Regions from separate parts of the Homo sapiens genome. Here regions 1 and 3 are each linked to region 2. The links are chromatin loops, found by intact Hi-C in ENCODE. Cell type or tissue: endothelial cell of umbilical vein. All regions are shown on one strand.

Region 1 (5,000 bases), 380 kb after region 2:
TCTTTGTTGGGGGGATAAAGCAGATCACATTTAACAGTTTTATTCTAACATTGCTTTTTACTTAATATTACATCACAAACATTTTCCATGAAAGTATTTATTTGAAAATGCCATTTACATAGCTGCGAAAACTTCTCTCTCTCTCTCTCTTTTTTTGAGACAGTGTCACCTGGCTCTGTTGCTCAGGCTGGAGTGCTGTGGTGGAATCTCGGCTCACTACACTCTCCGCCTCCTGGGTCCAAGTGATTCTCCTGCCTCGGCCTCCCAAGTAGCTGGGATTACAGGCATGCGCCGCCACACCTGGGTAATTTTTTGTATTTTTAGTAGAGACAGGGTTTCACCATGTTGGTGAGGCTAGTCTCAAGCTCCCAATCTCAAGTGATCGGCCCGCCTTGGCCTCCCAAAGTGCTAGGATTACAGGCATGAGCCACCATGCCTGGCCACTGCAAAACATTCTTAGAGTTTTAAGTTTTCTGTTTTTTTCTATTATAAATAATATTTACAAAATGTTAGATCAACTTTTTCACGACTTCATTTTTAGAAATGGAGTTGACAAATACAGGAATATGAATTTTCTAAGGTATTTAATACATTATGCCAAAAGCTTCCAGAAAGTATGTCAATTTACAACCCCAGGAGTAGTAGCCGGATAACAAAAAGTAGCATAGGCCAAGCCAAAGAAGGGTGGGAGAATATGGTTAAGTTTGGGGAAAGGGAATGGAGAAGTAGAGACCAAAGAAGTGGGTAGGATCCAGATGATGAAGGGTGCAGAGAAACAAGAGAATAGATACTAAGCAGTCCCAGGTTTCAGCCTTGGGTTAACAGGAGGGAAATCGGATGAAAGGAGGAGGTCTTTTGGGAGAAAAACAATGAGCTCAGTTTTGAATATATTAATTATAAATTATGTATGGCACATCCAAATGGATATTTTAGATTTTCTTATCTAGGACTCAAGAGGTCAGGCCTTCAGATGTAGATTATTAAATATTAGATTGAAAACTGGCCAGGCACAGTGGCTCACACCTGTAATCCCAGCACTTTGGGAGGCCAAAGCGGGTGGATCATTTGAGGTCAGGAGTTCTAGACCAGCCTGACCAACATGGTGAAACCCTGTCTCTACTAAAAATACAAAAAAAAAAATTAGCTGGGCATGGTGGTGCACGCCTGTAGTCCCAGCTACTTGGGAGGCTGAGGCAGGAGAATGGCATGAACCCGGGAGGCAGAGGTTGCAGTGAGCTGAAATCATGCCACTTCACTCCAGCCTGGGTGACAGAGCAAGACTCCATCTCAAAAAAGAAAAAAAGAAAACTAATTGATCTCTCAAACTACATTATAGGGAAAATAAAAGATCACAGAGTGTTGGAAACAACAATATTAAGAAGAAGTCTTATAATCTAGCTGCTCCAAACTAAAAATTTTTGAAATATAAATAGCTGTAATTTTGTGATAACTAGTACTAATCATATAATCACATAATGGTTCTGAATTTGTAGAGCAATAACTCCCATTTTCCGATTGACTCGTGTATACATATCAAATGAATTTAAAACGCTGTGAAAGACACCCAATAATTTTGATTTTAAAATATATATTTGGGATTTAAGAAATTCAATTTTGCTCTAAAACAGAAAAATTTATAATAAATTAGAATAGTAACATGATACATCATTTCAAGTACTAGGAATTTGGGGTAATTACCAATTTTTGAGAAATTAGTATAATTTTGCTATTCTCTAGCCAGCAGACAATCATAAAAAAGCTCCCCCCTCCCTCCCCAGCCCCACCCGCTTGCTACAAGACACTTTCTCTTCTGGAAGAGCCCATCTGAATGATGTAGATTTGTATACTTTGCCACCTTGTGGTCATTTTAGTTATTTGCATGACTCCATCTGTGTTGTGGCCTAAAGATGTTCCTGTTAAAATGGCTCCATGTTCTTATATACAGTATTTAATTAACAACAATACCAGCAAAACTATATTAGAATAAACTTGAACAACAGTGACAAAAAGTTGATGATGGCCAAGATGAATGCCTATCTGATGGCTTTATTATGGGCTGATGTATCTGCTTGACACCCTTTTCTGAACCGTTCTTAAGTATTTTTTCCACATATTGCTATAGTCATTATTTTGACACTGAATAAATGTCAGTAACAATAAGAAAAAGGCATAATCTCCTTTTGAAATTCACTAAGGTTTTTTTTTTTCACTACAGGTTTTAAATAGAAAAGCTCATGGCTTCATATATATGTAGCATATTGTTAATAAATTAAGAGAATATTCTGCAAAACTCAAACTAAAGCATCAATGAACACTTAGGTTAATCTGTAGTTTCCATGTTTTCTGATTCAATCCATATGAAACAAATGTGTAGGGGAAATGCATTTTTGAAATATTTCTAGTGGTACAGTGGCCATTGCCAGATAACTAATGTGGACAGATGCATTTTTAAAAGGTTTGGGCTACTTGCAAGATAATAATTACTGCATGTTTTATATATTTTTGTTCCATTTTCTGATTGTTTTTCACAAGATATTTAATATTTTCTTTCTCTTTCTTTCTGTCTCCTTCCTTCCTACCTTCCACTGTTTCTTTCCCTTTCTCTTTCTTTTTTGAGAGCTTCTCGCTCTGTCGCCTAGGCTGAAGTGCAGTGGTGCCATCATAGCCCACGGCAGCCTTGACCTCCTGGGCTCAACTAATCCTCCTGCATTACCCTTCTGAGTAGTTGGGATGATAGGCATGCATCACAATGCTTGGATATTTTATTTATTTATTTTTTTATGTTTTGCAGAGATTGAGGTCTTGTTTTGTTACCCAGTCTCATCTCTAACTTCTGACTTCAAGTGATCCTCCCACCTCTGCCTCCCAAAATGGCTGGGATTACAGGTATGAGTCATCATGCTGGCCCGATATTTTCTATATTTGAAAATCTACAAAATATTCAAGCATTTGTCTTAAAAGCTACTCAAAGAGCATCATCTTGGTTTTATTGGTCTTTCTAAAGTATAAATAGAGAGGTTTTCACAATTCGAAGTCAATAGTTCCTTGTATCTTAAGGAAATAAAGTGGGTTTTGAATAAGAGTTTCATAGTCAGGTCATTCTTTTTTTTTTTTTTTTTGAGGCAGAGTTTCGCTCTTGTTGCCTAGGCTGGAGTGCAATGGTGCAAGCTGGGCTCACTGCAACCTCTGCCTCCTGGGTTCAAGAGATTCTCCTGCCTCAGCCTCCTGAGTAGCTGGGATTATAGGCACCCACCACCACACCCAGCTAATTTTTTGTATTTTTGGTAGAAATGGGGTTTCACCTTGTTGGCCAGGCTGGTCTCGAACTCCTGACCTCAGGTGATCCATCCCAAAGTGCTAGGATTACAGACATGAGCCACTGCTCCCAGCCAGTCAGATCATTCTTAAGCTGAATTTTTTTTCTCACAATACAGGCAATATTAAAATTTAGTAAGATGAACTGCTGTACTTAATTTTTTTTTTTACTTTTTATTCATTATAAAAACTGCTTACACTTTGGACTCATTTAAGCTTTGGTAACAGGATTGAAATAAAATATATTTACTCGTGTTATTCAGTTGAAAGGACTTGCCTTAAAGTTACACCAGTAGGCAGGGCACAGTGGCACATGCCTGTAATCCCAGCACTTTGGGAGGCTGAGGCAGGCAGATCACCAGAGGTCAGGAGTTCAAGACCAGCCTGGCCAACATGGTGAAACCCCATCTCTACTAAAAATACACAAATTAGCTGGGTGTGGTGGCAGGCGCCTGTAGTCCCACTACTTGGGAGGCTGAGGCAGGAGAACCGCTTGAACCCGGGAGGTGGAGGTTTCAGTGAGCCGAGATCACGCCACCGCACTCTAGTCTGGGCAACGAAGAGTGAAACTCTGTCTCAAAAAAAAAAAAAAACCAAAAAAAAGTTACACCAGTAGTATGGAGCCATGCACAACTCTTGAAAACACACAGCCTTGCCTACAAAAGTTAAATATGGGGAGAGAGATTGTCGTTTGCTTGCTATTACTAGAAAACCAATCCAAATTACAGGTGCTAACAACATTAGGTCCATAGCACCTATTATAAATGATAGGCTCTCAAGAATTACTTTGGTTCAGGTGTCCAGTAAAGACCGAATTGCCATCAGAATCATCAAGTAGCCAAGATATATGGGCTTTTGCCCCTTATTTGTTTCCAATTACCCCCAGGCTTTAATTGGAATGGGGAGAGAGAGTTCTTCTTAGAGGACAGATTGTCTTCTGCTACATATTGGAAACAAATTTTAGTATCTTGTTTAACTCTGTATTGGGGAGGAAGGATTTTTCCTTATAGAATAAGGAGGCTTTACTTATGCAGTGAAGATGGCCATAATGGGAATACATTGAAAAACATAAGGATAAAAAGGGATAAAAGGAATCAGTTTTATTCACATACCGGGCATATTTTATGCAAAAATAGTAGCTTCATTCACACGTAAGTCACATTACATATGATATAAGAAATACTTTTAATTCAAAAAATATCGTGGTTCATATGACAGCTGGATTTAAATCCCAGCTGGACTGCTTTCTATCCAGACAAGTTATTAAATCTCTTCAAGTCTCAGCTTTGTCATATGTAATATAAAAATAATGATAAATTACCTCGAGTGAACTCATAAATACACAGATGTATTAGTCAGGATAGGATAGACTGTGCCATGGTAACAAATAAAACCCAAAGTCTCAGTGGCTTAACACAAAAAAGCATTATCCCATTATCCTTTCAAAATTCCAAAATCCTTTCAGGCTTTACACACACATGTTTATATAAATTTAAATGATTACACAGGTTTTCAATAAATGCTGTTTTCTTCTCCTTTGAGATTCTACTCATTTCTCTTCCACTCAAGTAAACATGCAATTTGGGAACAAGAATGACACTGTAGAAATAAACTTTTCTGTTCTAATTTCTTTGAAATGTAAACCATTTACCCATGTAAGTAATCATTGGCAACAGATCACTAGT
Region 2 (5,000 bases):
CACAAAATCCAGAGTAATCTTTTAAAACATGCTAATTAATCTTATTATTCCCTGCTTTAAAACCTTCCAATGGGTTGGTAGTGCACTGAGAATTGAAATAAAAACACTTTACCATGGCTTTCAAGACTCCTGGTAACCTGGTTTCTATTAGCTCTCTGACCTCATCTCACGCACTTGCCCCTCTTTTCCTATGCCTTGAAAATGTTAAATATATTTCTGTGTTAGAGTCTTTGCACTCTCTGTTACCTATGCCTACAATGTTATTCCCCTAGTTCTTCTGAAGTCTACCCTTTCTATCATCCAGATTTTGGCTCAAATGTAAACTTCTCAGTGAAGTCTTCTCTCATTCCCAGTCCAGAGCAGTGCCCATTTCTTCATCCCTCCTCCCACAAGTCACTGTCTTCGCCATTGGGTTTAAAAAATTCATTGCAATTATGAATATTAGAAATAATATCATTTGTGGTTTTACTCCATCCCCCCTCCCCTTTTCACTGTGATCTTTTTAGGGCAAGGACCACCTGTCTTCACAGCTGTGCAACTGGTGCCAGTACAGTGCCTGGAACAGAGAAGTCCTCAACATGCAGTTGTGATATCTATAAAACATGAATGTCTTCAGCGCTCTTGAATCTCAAGTGAAACTAGCTTTTTGTAAGTCTCTTGTAAACTGACCAGCAAGCTTTTTTTTGATAATAGAAAACTGTGGAATATTAACTTTATTCTGATTTCAAAGAAAATGAAGTATAGTTTCGGACATTTAAAAGAAAAAAACCTCCTTCAGAATTCAGAAAGGCATTTCATCAAGAAAAATTCCACCATTTTCCTAGATTAGCTGAGTCTAGAACATTAGGAAAATTACCTACCTGTATCAGGGATGAAGAGGACCACCTCATAAGTAACTATGCAGGGAAAATGTAAACACAGGTAGACCTTATCAAACCATCACATTCAGAGAATAAATTCAAGTCTCTTCAATGCAGTTGTGCAGCCTTGCAGTGTTTGGGGCTCCATTACTGACCCTGGGAACACGGTTCTAAAGGAAGCTACCTTGCAATATCTTGGGCCACAACCAGAAGTTAAGACAATAAATAAATAAATAAATAAATAAATAAATAAATAAATAAAACAGAACAAAATAAGCTATACAAAATACAAAATGTTTGTTTAGGTATGTTTGTGTGTACTTACGCAGAGGAAGGGGAAAGTCTAGGGAAGTGGCGAAGAGAGAGGCAAAGCTGACTACATTATCTGCGTGGCCCATTGCAAAATACAAATGTGAGACTCCTTGATTAAAAATTATGAAGAAGAACAAAACAGCGACAGTAGACTATTGTCCCAGAATATTAAACCAAACACGGGTCTTATGAGCTGTGGCCTATACAACTGCATAGTCGCACACCCATGAAGCCCACCCTGGTTGGAGGGGAGAATTATAATTCATCTCCAGCGAATGTAAAGCAATCCCCACCCTGCCAAAACAACAGTAAAAATAAACGGCGATCCAAATTAGGGCAGGTTGTGCCCAATCCTGATGGCTGTGCTTGTGATGACGGTGGCGGTGCTGAGGTGGACTTGGGGGCACTGCTCCTATATAACAGACTTTAGATTGATAGAGGAGAAGGAAAATAGTTTCTGAAGCTCCAAAGTAGAAACTTCAGGCGCAAAGAATAAGGTAAAGGAAAGGAGACCGCATCAGACCTCCCTCCTGCCCTTGGGCAGTCAATGCCTTTTCTTTCCAAAGCGACCCTCTCCTTAGATCACTGTGTATATCCGGTGCCTTAGGAGCTGGGGTGGAGTACGTAGGTTTGGCTGTAAGGGCGCGTCAGAGCGACAAAAAGGGTAGAGACAAGTTTAAACCCCTTTCTGTGGAGTGGCTTCCTACCCTCTTTGGCCACAAACCCCAGGGCTCCCAGAGGGGCCTGGATGTAAGTGGGTTCCAGATGACCCATCCTCCCTTGACCCTCCGAAGGTAAGACCCAAGGGGAACCGCTGTGATCAGCATTCTTGAATTCCTCAAAAGTCACCTCACTTGTAGAAGTGCGTAGTCCTCCAGCATTTGGAAGAGGTGGCAGGGACCTTGGGGCCCGGGAAGTTCGCGACCCCAGGAAGCGGGTCTGAGGCGGTGCACCCCATCCACTCCGTCCGCAGTCGGGGCGGGGCAGCGGGACCCGAGAGGACGGGAATCCCTGCAGGGAGGGAAGGGCCGCGCCTGCCGAGGCGGCTCCGAGCCCCGCCACTCGGTCCTATCCCGGCTCGCGGAGGCTCAGGCCCCGGGAACTGCGGGCGGAGGGGGCGGCGACCGGGCACCCTGCGGCCACTGCGGCCGCTGCTCCTGCGACTCCCGCGCCCGCCGGGTGGTGGCTCCCCAGTGCCCGCCCCCAGCTCCCCTTCCCCGCCCCTCACGCCCCCTTCCCGCCCCGGCCCCCGCCCGGCGCTCGGGCCGCGCCGACCCGTCGCCCCGTCCTTCCGAGCGCGCCAGGCGGCAGATTCTTGGCGGCGGCGGCGCCTCCCCAGTGCCGGCGGCCCCGAGCCGGCTGCCGCGTTCCGGGCCTCAGAGTCCTCCCGCCTCGGCCATTTTCCCTCCTCCCCATCTCCTCCCCTTAGTCCCCTCCCCTCCCGATCCTCATCCCCTTGCCCTCCCCCAGCCCAGGGACTTTTCCGGAAAGTTTTTATTTTCCGTCTGGGCTCTCGGAGAAAGAAGCTCCTGGCTCAGCGGCTGCAAAACTTTCCTGCTGCCGCGCCGCCAGCCCCCGCCCTCCGCTGCCCGGCCCTGCGCCCCGCCGAGCGATGAGCGCCCCTCCGGTCCTGCGGCCGCCCAGTCCGCTGCTGCCCGTGGCGGCGGCAGCTGCCGCAGCGGCCGCCGCACTGGTCCCAGGGTCCGGGCCCGGGCCCGCGCCGTTCTTGGCTCCTGTCGCGGCCCCGGTCGGGGGCATCTCGTTCCATCTGCAGATCGGCCTGAGCCGTGAGCCGGTGCTGCTGCTGCAGGACTCGTCCGGGGACTACAGCCTGGCGCACGTCCGCGAGATGGCTTGCTCCATTGTCGACCAGAAGGTAAGTCGCCGCACCGCTGCCAGCCCGGCGCCTCCCCGCGGCGCAGGGGGCGCTGCCCGGCTGGCCCTCTCCGCGCCAACTTTCCGGCTCCCGGGGCTCGGCTGGCCGCCAGCCTCGCCGGCGCTCTGGAAGCGGCTGGCCCCGCCGCGGCTGGACGCCTGCAACCCGAGGCGCTGCGCTCGCTGTTGCTCATCCTCCTCTCGCCCCATCTTCCTCTATTCACCGATTTCTCTCCAGTCCGCCGCCTCCTCACCCATTTCCATCCTTCTCATGACATTTCCAGGTATCTTGCCCTTTCCTCGCCGCGCCCCTCCTTGTCCTTGAGACTTCCCAGTTTTCTTCCCCTCTCTCCCCTACGGACCCTGGACCAGCGCATTCCTGGTGCAGGAATCCTCCTTCCTGCACCAGAGTGCCCCCGGAATGACCTGGAGACAAGGAATTTCTCACCTGTCAGATAAGCTTTTAAGAGAGTGTGATTGACTCGGCCAGTTGTCAAAACAACTGACCAGGAGTGCAGGTACCCAAGGCCTTGTCATCTTTTAGTTCCACTTCTGTATGAGCATGGAAACACATTTTCCAACGACAAAACCTGAAAGTTGCGACCTTCCTATTTTTCATTCCCGGGATGCTGATAGTAGGACGTTGAAGTGGTGGGGGTGATGTCCAGGAACACCCCGAGGCTGGCTGTGTCCTTAAGTTTGAGGCTGTGGGGCTCTGGACAGCGGCCACTGAAGGCAGGTTAGAAGGGTCATTATCCGGGGCCAGGCCACCCCCAGAGGAGACTCAGCCCACCCACCACTGTTTACAGTAGCAATTTGGATTTTCAGGTTGCCTCTGGAGCCATCCAGATGGATGTTGCATGGAAGGGGGTGATACAGACGTGAGGCAGAGGGGGCCATGGCGCCAGTCTTCTTAGTGTAAACAGCCAGCGTTTCAGGAGTGGAGACAGAGGTCTCTAAAGGTGCTGAATTTTTCAGCCCTGGAGGACTGGCTAGCACTCCTTTTGCTTTCTAATTATCACTTGAATAATCATGAATTGCTTTCTTTAAATTATTTGTAACAGAGTTTGCTAAATCTTAAGGGTTGTGAATTGCAGCACTGAGCACAGGAATGTTAAAAGCTCCAGGTGGAAAAAAATCACTGATCTAGAAAGTTGTGAAAGTTCTAGACTAAGGTAACAATGAGTGCCAGGAATTTATTTATGGAAATTTACTTTTATATTACGGGTAATGTCAACTGTTTGCAACTTCCAAGAAAATGACACGTTTTGTCTAATGCTGATGTAAGTCATATCATGCTCCTTTTCCACATCAGTATTGTGGAATGTCTATTGTGGGTCAGCAGGAGCACTCCTAGGCACTGTGAAAGCCTTGTATACAATCCTCTCCATTTGGATGCAGACCAGTTAATGAAACAGCAATGCTTCATAAGCACGTATACAATGTAAAACAAAATTTCTCAAAAAGCAAAGGTAATTCTGTACAATTTTAACTTTTCTAAATTCTAAAGCAAGTGAAGTAGTGTCAGAGAATATTCAAATTGGGTCAAAGTAATATTGATAGACTTTGTTTTGACCAGCTTGAATTCTCCCTCCACCCCGCCCCCCACTTCCTCCTGGAGTTCAGAATGGGGAGACTGATGCCTAGTTCAAGAGGTTTGGTAGTGGGATTTTAAATGGAGGGTGAATTCCAGGTGTCTCAGAAGCTACCAAGGGGCGTGTTACATGGAGAGAGTGAGACGAGAGCAGAGGGAGAGGGACAGCAAGCACCTATGGAATGCAGCAGGCCTGCAGGTGGTGGCCTGGGTATTTAAGGGAAGTACAGTTATGAAAAGGCCTTGAATTAAACTCAAATTGCTAGAAGCCTCAGTAATCTTTTCATAGCGACATCATACCAAGGACATCTGAAAGATGGATTTGCTGTATGGAGGTTTTAGAATGCCAAAAATGTTAT
Region 3 (5,000 bases), 270 kb after region 2:
GGAAATGTCAGTCTCTCAATCCAGACAGAAATTATATATGGAAAAAACACAAATTTCCTTTAAAAAAGGTTTTAGTTAAGCCCTCCTCCAAAATTGGCCTTTTTTCTATTTTAAGCAATGAATGATGTGAACGTGGAGGAGAAGTATTTAGGTCAAGTATTAGAGCATCCAACAATGCTCTTCTTGTGATGGTTTGTTTTGGTCAGTTGACTTGTGAATGTTTACTGTCTTTTATTTCTATACCTTGGTCAATTGAGAGTTGACATACTGTTATTTTCCCTCATGGGACTATAAATTTCAAATATTATTATTAGTATCCATTCTAAGATGGTCTTGTTACGGTAACTCTAACAAAGGAAGCTAATGAAAACACAACCAGAACATGTTCTGGGTTAATTAAGATGGATGAGTCAAGATTTCTGATTCATAAGCTACAGGATGAAGACATCTGCTTCAATAATAGTAAATTCCTATTTTTGAAAAATCATTCTTACTCAAAAAGTGTCCTACTTAGAATAAGTCCAGTGTGAAAGCTAGGTGAGTGTAATTTTTTATAGTCTTGTAAATTTGGTTTGTAATTTAAAATGCCTTCTAGACATAATTTTAAATGTGAATTAGTATCTTTCCTTTCAAATAATCCTTTGGGCATGAAGCCAAAGAAGGACAGGAAACATTTTTCACTTCCTTCTCCCACATTGCAGTCGGGAACAGATTGCATAAAGGAGGACTGAAGAGTAGTCTGATTTTCTGTGCAAGTTGTACAAATTAAAAGCAACCAGGCCTTCACAGGCTAGCTCCTGATGGAAATAAGATGTGTTTTCGGCATGAGCTGTTTTTCTTGAACTTTGTTTACGTCTAGTTTGTCAAAAAGATAACAGACTTTTCTCTTTATAAATGTCTTGGAAGAAACTGATGCATGAAATTCGACCAGAATTTCTTCAGAGAAATGTTTTAGTGACAGTTGTGCAAGTAGCAGAATGGTTATAGAAACCTGGCCATTGCTCCATGTTCAGCATGTCCTGGTCAGTTTACACTTTTATGTCTGTAACCCTGAGGTGCACAAGTATGCAAAAATAGATAAATTATCCGCCTTCATGGAGCTTGCATAGGTAAACCATATACCGACAAGTAGATATAGTATATGTCTTTGTATAAGCTTCCTGGTATTATATTACAATGAAATATATTGATTTATGTAACCAATCTGTCCTCCTGTTTCCATTTTAAATTTGAAATAATGCAAAAAATAAGCATCTCTATTTTTTGCGTATTTGTAAAAGCACTAGTAAATTCTGAATAAATATTTATTTGGCCAAGCACAGTGGCTCACACCTATAATCCTAGCATTTTAGGAGGCCGAGACAGGCAGATCACTTGAGGCCAGAAGTTCGAGACCAGCCTGGTCAACATGGTGAAACCCTGCCTCTACTAAAAACATAGAAAAATTAGCCAGGCATGGTGGCACGCACCTGTAATCCCAGCTACTCAGGAAGCTGAGGCATGAGAATTGCTTGAACCCGAGAGGCAGAGGTTGCATTGGGCCAAGATCATGCCACTGCACTCCAGCCTGGGTGATAGAATGAGACTCTGTCTCAAAAAATAATAATAAATAAAGTAAAAATAAAAATTATTTACTGAATGAGTTAGTAGATAACATTATTAGAATCCAAATAGGTTATACTGCTTTTTTAAAAAAAAAAATAGTTATTCAAAAGTGTAAAAGTTTACATTTTTAACTCTACTGAAAATAGTGTATGAGAGTTTCCATTTCCTTATACTCTTCCCAACAACAGGTGTTGTCAATATTTTAAAAGGCTTTTCCTCCCTGCTAATTTGAAATATATCTATATAAAATCTGTGCCTAACTATATATTTCTTTGTTGGAGAGAATAAAGGCTTTTCATATATTAATTGGCCATTTGTATTTCAGCCATGGTGAATTGCCTTTCTCTTTTTCCATTGAGTTGCTTATTGGTTGCTTATAGTCTTTATGTATTATGACTGTTATCCTCTATTAATCTGTGATCTGTATGTTTTTTATGTCTTTTCCCATATTGATTTTTTTCACATGGAGAAGACATATTTTCATTCATTCTCTTACTGTATAGAGACTTAACCATATAGAGACATGTTGAAAATAAATCAACATGGCCAGATTAAAGATAATATTTTTGTCAAGCAGTTGAGGAGAATGACCTTTTCTTGAGGTAAAAGAACTGAAGTCAAGGTGGAAAATGAAGCAGAATTTAAGATATTGGATGACCTGTGTGACCATAGGATATAATTGATGACACAGCATTTTTTACATTATGGATTTTTTTTAAAAAATTAAATAACTTTACTAAAGTTATCTTAAATGTTTTTAAGTGACTTTAAGGAGGTATCTACTAATTTAGCTTTGAAGTTAAGAGGCTCTACAGAGAACTTATTTTTTCTTGGAATTAAATGCTTCTAGCCTAATCTTTTTGGTTATTCTTAACATTCAGGCCACCTTACAGAAATCATTAGGAAATAAATCGCTCATTCTAAAAGCTTTCTCTGCATTTGACCATTTTATATCCTTTAATTTTATGCAATCCGGACAATATTCAGTTTAACTTTTTATGTGAGGTTGCATATTTTCTAAATAACAATTGGCCATAAACTGCTATTATTTTCATACAGGTTTACTGACTCACATGTAATGAAGACACGGATTGTACTAAAATGAGCTCTAGGCTGCATACGTTCATAGAACATCTCCCCTCAGAAATGATTCATTTAGTTACTGTTTTCATTTATTTAAAAAATGAAAACGAGAATACCAGCATTGTATTTTCTATCTATAATTAGATATGATCCTGATACATTTTATAATAGTCAAAGTAGTTTCTTTTCAAATAAGCAAATAATGGACAAAAAGCTATTTCTTAACTATGATGATACTTACTGCCCAGATGAACATTTGCCAGGATATTTTTCAATGCAGCAAAAGTCTATTTAGAAGTAGAGACTTAACTCTTGTGTTCTGGAATTCCAGGAATCCTGGTGATTTCTCTGAAATAAAAAGTCATTTTTCCATTTAAATATGCACCATGACACTCATGTAGTACATTTGCCAGAAATTGCAGGTTTTCCTTTGATGATTCTACAAACTAGTTTTTCAAATTCAAACCTGGGCAGTGTGTACTTTCAGTGAGGAAAGATGTCCAAAAATTTTTTAACCAGAACTTCCCTGCTTCCTGAGACTATGTGCAGTAGTGAGTTTCTGGGGAAAGTGTCCTTCAGTAAAATTAATAAGATTGTGAGGCCTGCTTTGAGTTACTGTTATCTGATTTCATTCCACAAGTCTGGCTTATCATATATGTCCATTCTTAATTCATGCTCTGAACAAAACCTTGCAGATATGTGATTGTAAATGTGAATACTACTGGAGAGTTCTTCATGAACCCTGCTGGGAGGGGGTGGCATCATATACCAATTGCCTCACACTTACTAATATATAGGTCTTAAAAACAATCGGATTTTTAGTAACAGCTCTGAAAATCCCGTGCAACTCTCAGGCAAGGTACCGTGACCTCCACAGCACTCCTGACAAGACACAAAACAGAGCCTTCCACTGTTAGGAATTGCAGGCATTTACTTGTGGGCATCTGCGTCCATCTAATATTCTAGGCTGGGATAGATTTAAGTTTCTGCTCCCTTAATTACCGACTGCTCATAACTTCTGAACTGCTACCTGAGAAATATGAAAAAAAGGGCCAGGCACGGTGGTTCACGCCTATAATCCCAACACTTTGGGAGGCCAAGGCGGGTGGATCACCTGAGGTCAGGAGTTCGAGACCAGCCTGGCCAACGTGGTGAAACCCCATCTCTACTAAAAACACAAAAAATTAGCTGGGCATGGTGGTGCATGCCTGTAATCCCAGCTAGTTGGAAGGCTGAGGTAGGAGTATCACTTGAACCTGGGAGGTGGAGGTTGCAGTGAGCAGAGATCACAGCCATTGCACTCTAGACTGCACAACAAGAACAAAACTCGGTCTCAAAAATAAATACATAAATAATAAATAAAAAATATGAAAAAAAGGTTACTTATGTTCACTTCAACAGTTTATATGTCCTCATGAATGTGGCTACCCAGGAAAAAAAAAAAAGAAAGATTTCTATAGAAGAAATAATAATGAGAAGGAGAGAGGAGAGTAGAAGATTGGAATTGGTACTATAAATTAGACTTCTAGAAACTAGAGAAAATTCAGCCTCTAAAATATTTGTGTCTTTTCAAATATTTAGATACATTATTTTACTGAACCCCTTAGACATGGTATTCTGATACTTGATTTAATCTAATCAGATGAATTCCTTCTTGCCTTCTCAAAAAGAGTGATGATGTTGCCATTTTAATAATAAATATAGTGAAATGTAAGATGAGACAATGTCAGGGAGTTATGAACAAATATGCCTCTTTCTCTAAATAGCCCAGTTTTTAGTGGTATCTATTTTTGTGTAGCCATGCACTGAAAATATCACTTGAGTGATATAATTTCATTGAGTGAGTGCTTTTCTGTATTTTTAAAACCCAAAGCTCTTTTAGGGGTGTGGGATAGATAGAGGAGAAAAGTCTCTTATCTTTTGTCTCTTTCTCTTTTGTAATTAAGTTGCATTAAAATCTAGTCTTTGGTCTTACCACGTTGTTTCAGAAGCACATGAGCGTGTACACACAGACACACACAGCGCTACATGTTTGACATTGAGTATTATGGGCTAGGATTCTATAATGTACTATTGAAGTAGAAAAATTAAAGAATTGATTGTCCTTATGAAATAGAAAAAATAATAAAAAGTTTAGCTGTAATAGGCATTGGTGAACCCCTTGAAGTAAAAGTTAGAAAAGAATATTAACTGCTTTTCTGTAGAAACTGTAAGACACCTTATCTGTTTCCCACATATATTGTAAGGTCTCTAAGTTTCTGTTTTTCTTCTTGCTGTGCAGCTGCAAGGTCACAAAATAGATAAGCGTAAGT

Evidence for each region. A loop is a pair of places that touch in the nucleus more often than their neighbours do. Peaks named below come from ENCODE experiments on the same cell type or tissue, not always from the same donor. Only the 100,000 strongest peaks of a DNase experiment are listed, where the experiment ranks them.
Region 1: a loop joins it to region 2, with 10 times the contacts of the local background. A loop is called at or near these places in 21 of 110 quality-filtered maps.
Region 3: a loop joins it to region 2, with 16 times the contacts of the local background. A loop is called at or near these places in 4 of 110 quality-filtered maps.

What each region holds. Positions count from the first base shown.
Region 1 is chr14:29,545,912-29,550,911 of GRCh38, reverse strand. No RefSeq gene overlaps it. Among named protein-coding and RNA genes, the nearest start is that of PRKD1, 380 kb to the left of the region's middle. In endothelial cell of umbilical vein, a CTCF peak has its summit at 1,892 (motif pointing left); a DNase peak (open chromatin) is centred at 1,871.
Region 2 is chr14:29,925,297-29,930,296 of GRCh38, reverse strand. It overlaps PRKD1 (protein kinase D1), which reads left to right and starts at 2,450. Exons shown (of 18, transcript NM_002742.3): 1 at 2,450-3,048. The coding sequence starts at 2,785. LOC105370429 (a long non-coding RNA gene) reads right to left here and starts at 2,170. Exons shown (of 3, transcript XR_943703.2): 1 at 1,186-2,170. In endothelial cell of umbilical vein, a CTCF peak has its summit at 3,074; DNase peaks (open chromatin) are centred at 2,736 and 3,056; H3K4me3 peaks cover 1,991 bases; H3K27ac peaks cover 871 bases.
Region 3 is chr14:29,650,784-29,655,783 of GRCh38, reverse strand. All of the region lies in intron 4 of PRKD1 (protein kinase D1), which reads left to right. Among named protein-coding and RNA genes, the nearest start is that of PRKD1, 270 kb to the left of the region's middle. In endothelial cell of umbilical vein, no CTCF peak of the experiment used is centred here; a DNase peak (open chromatin) is centred at 543; H3K27ac peaks cover 675 bases.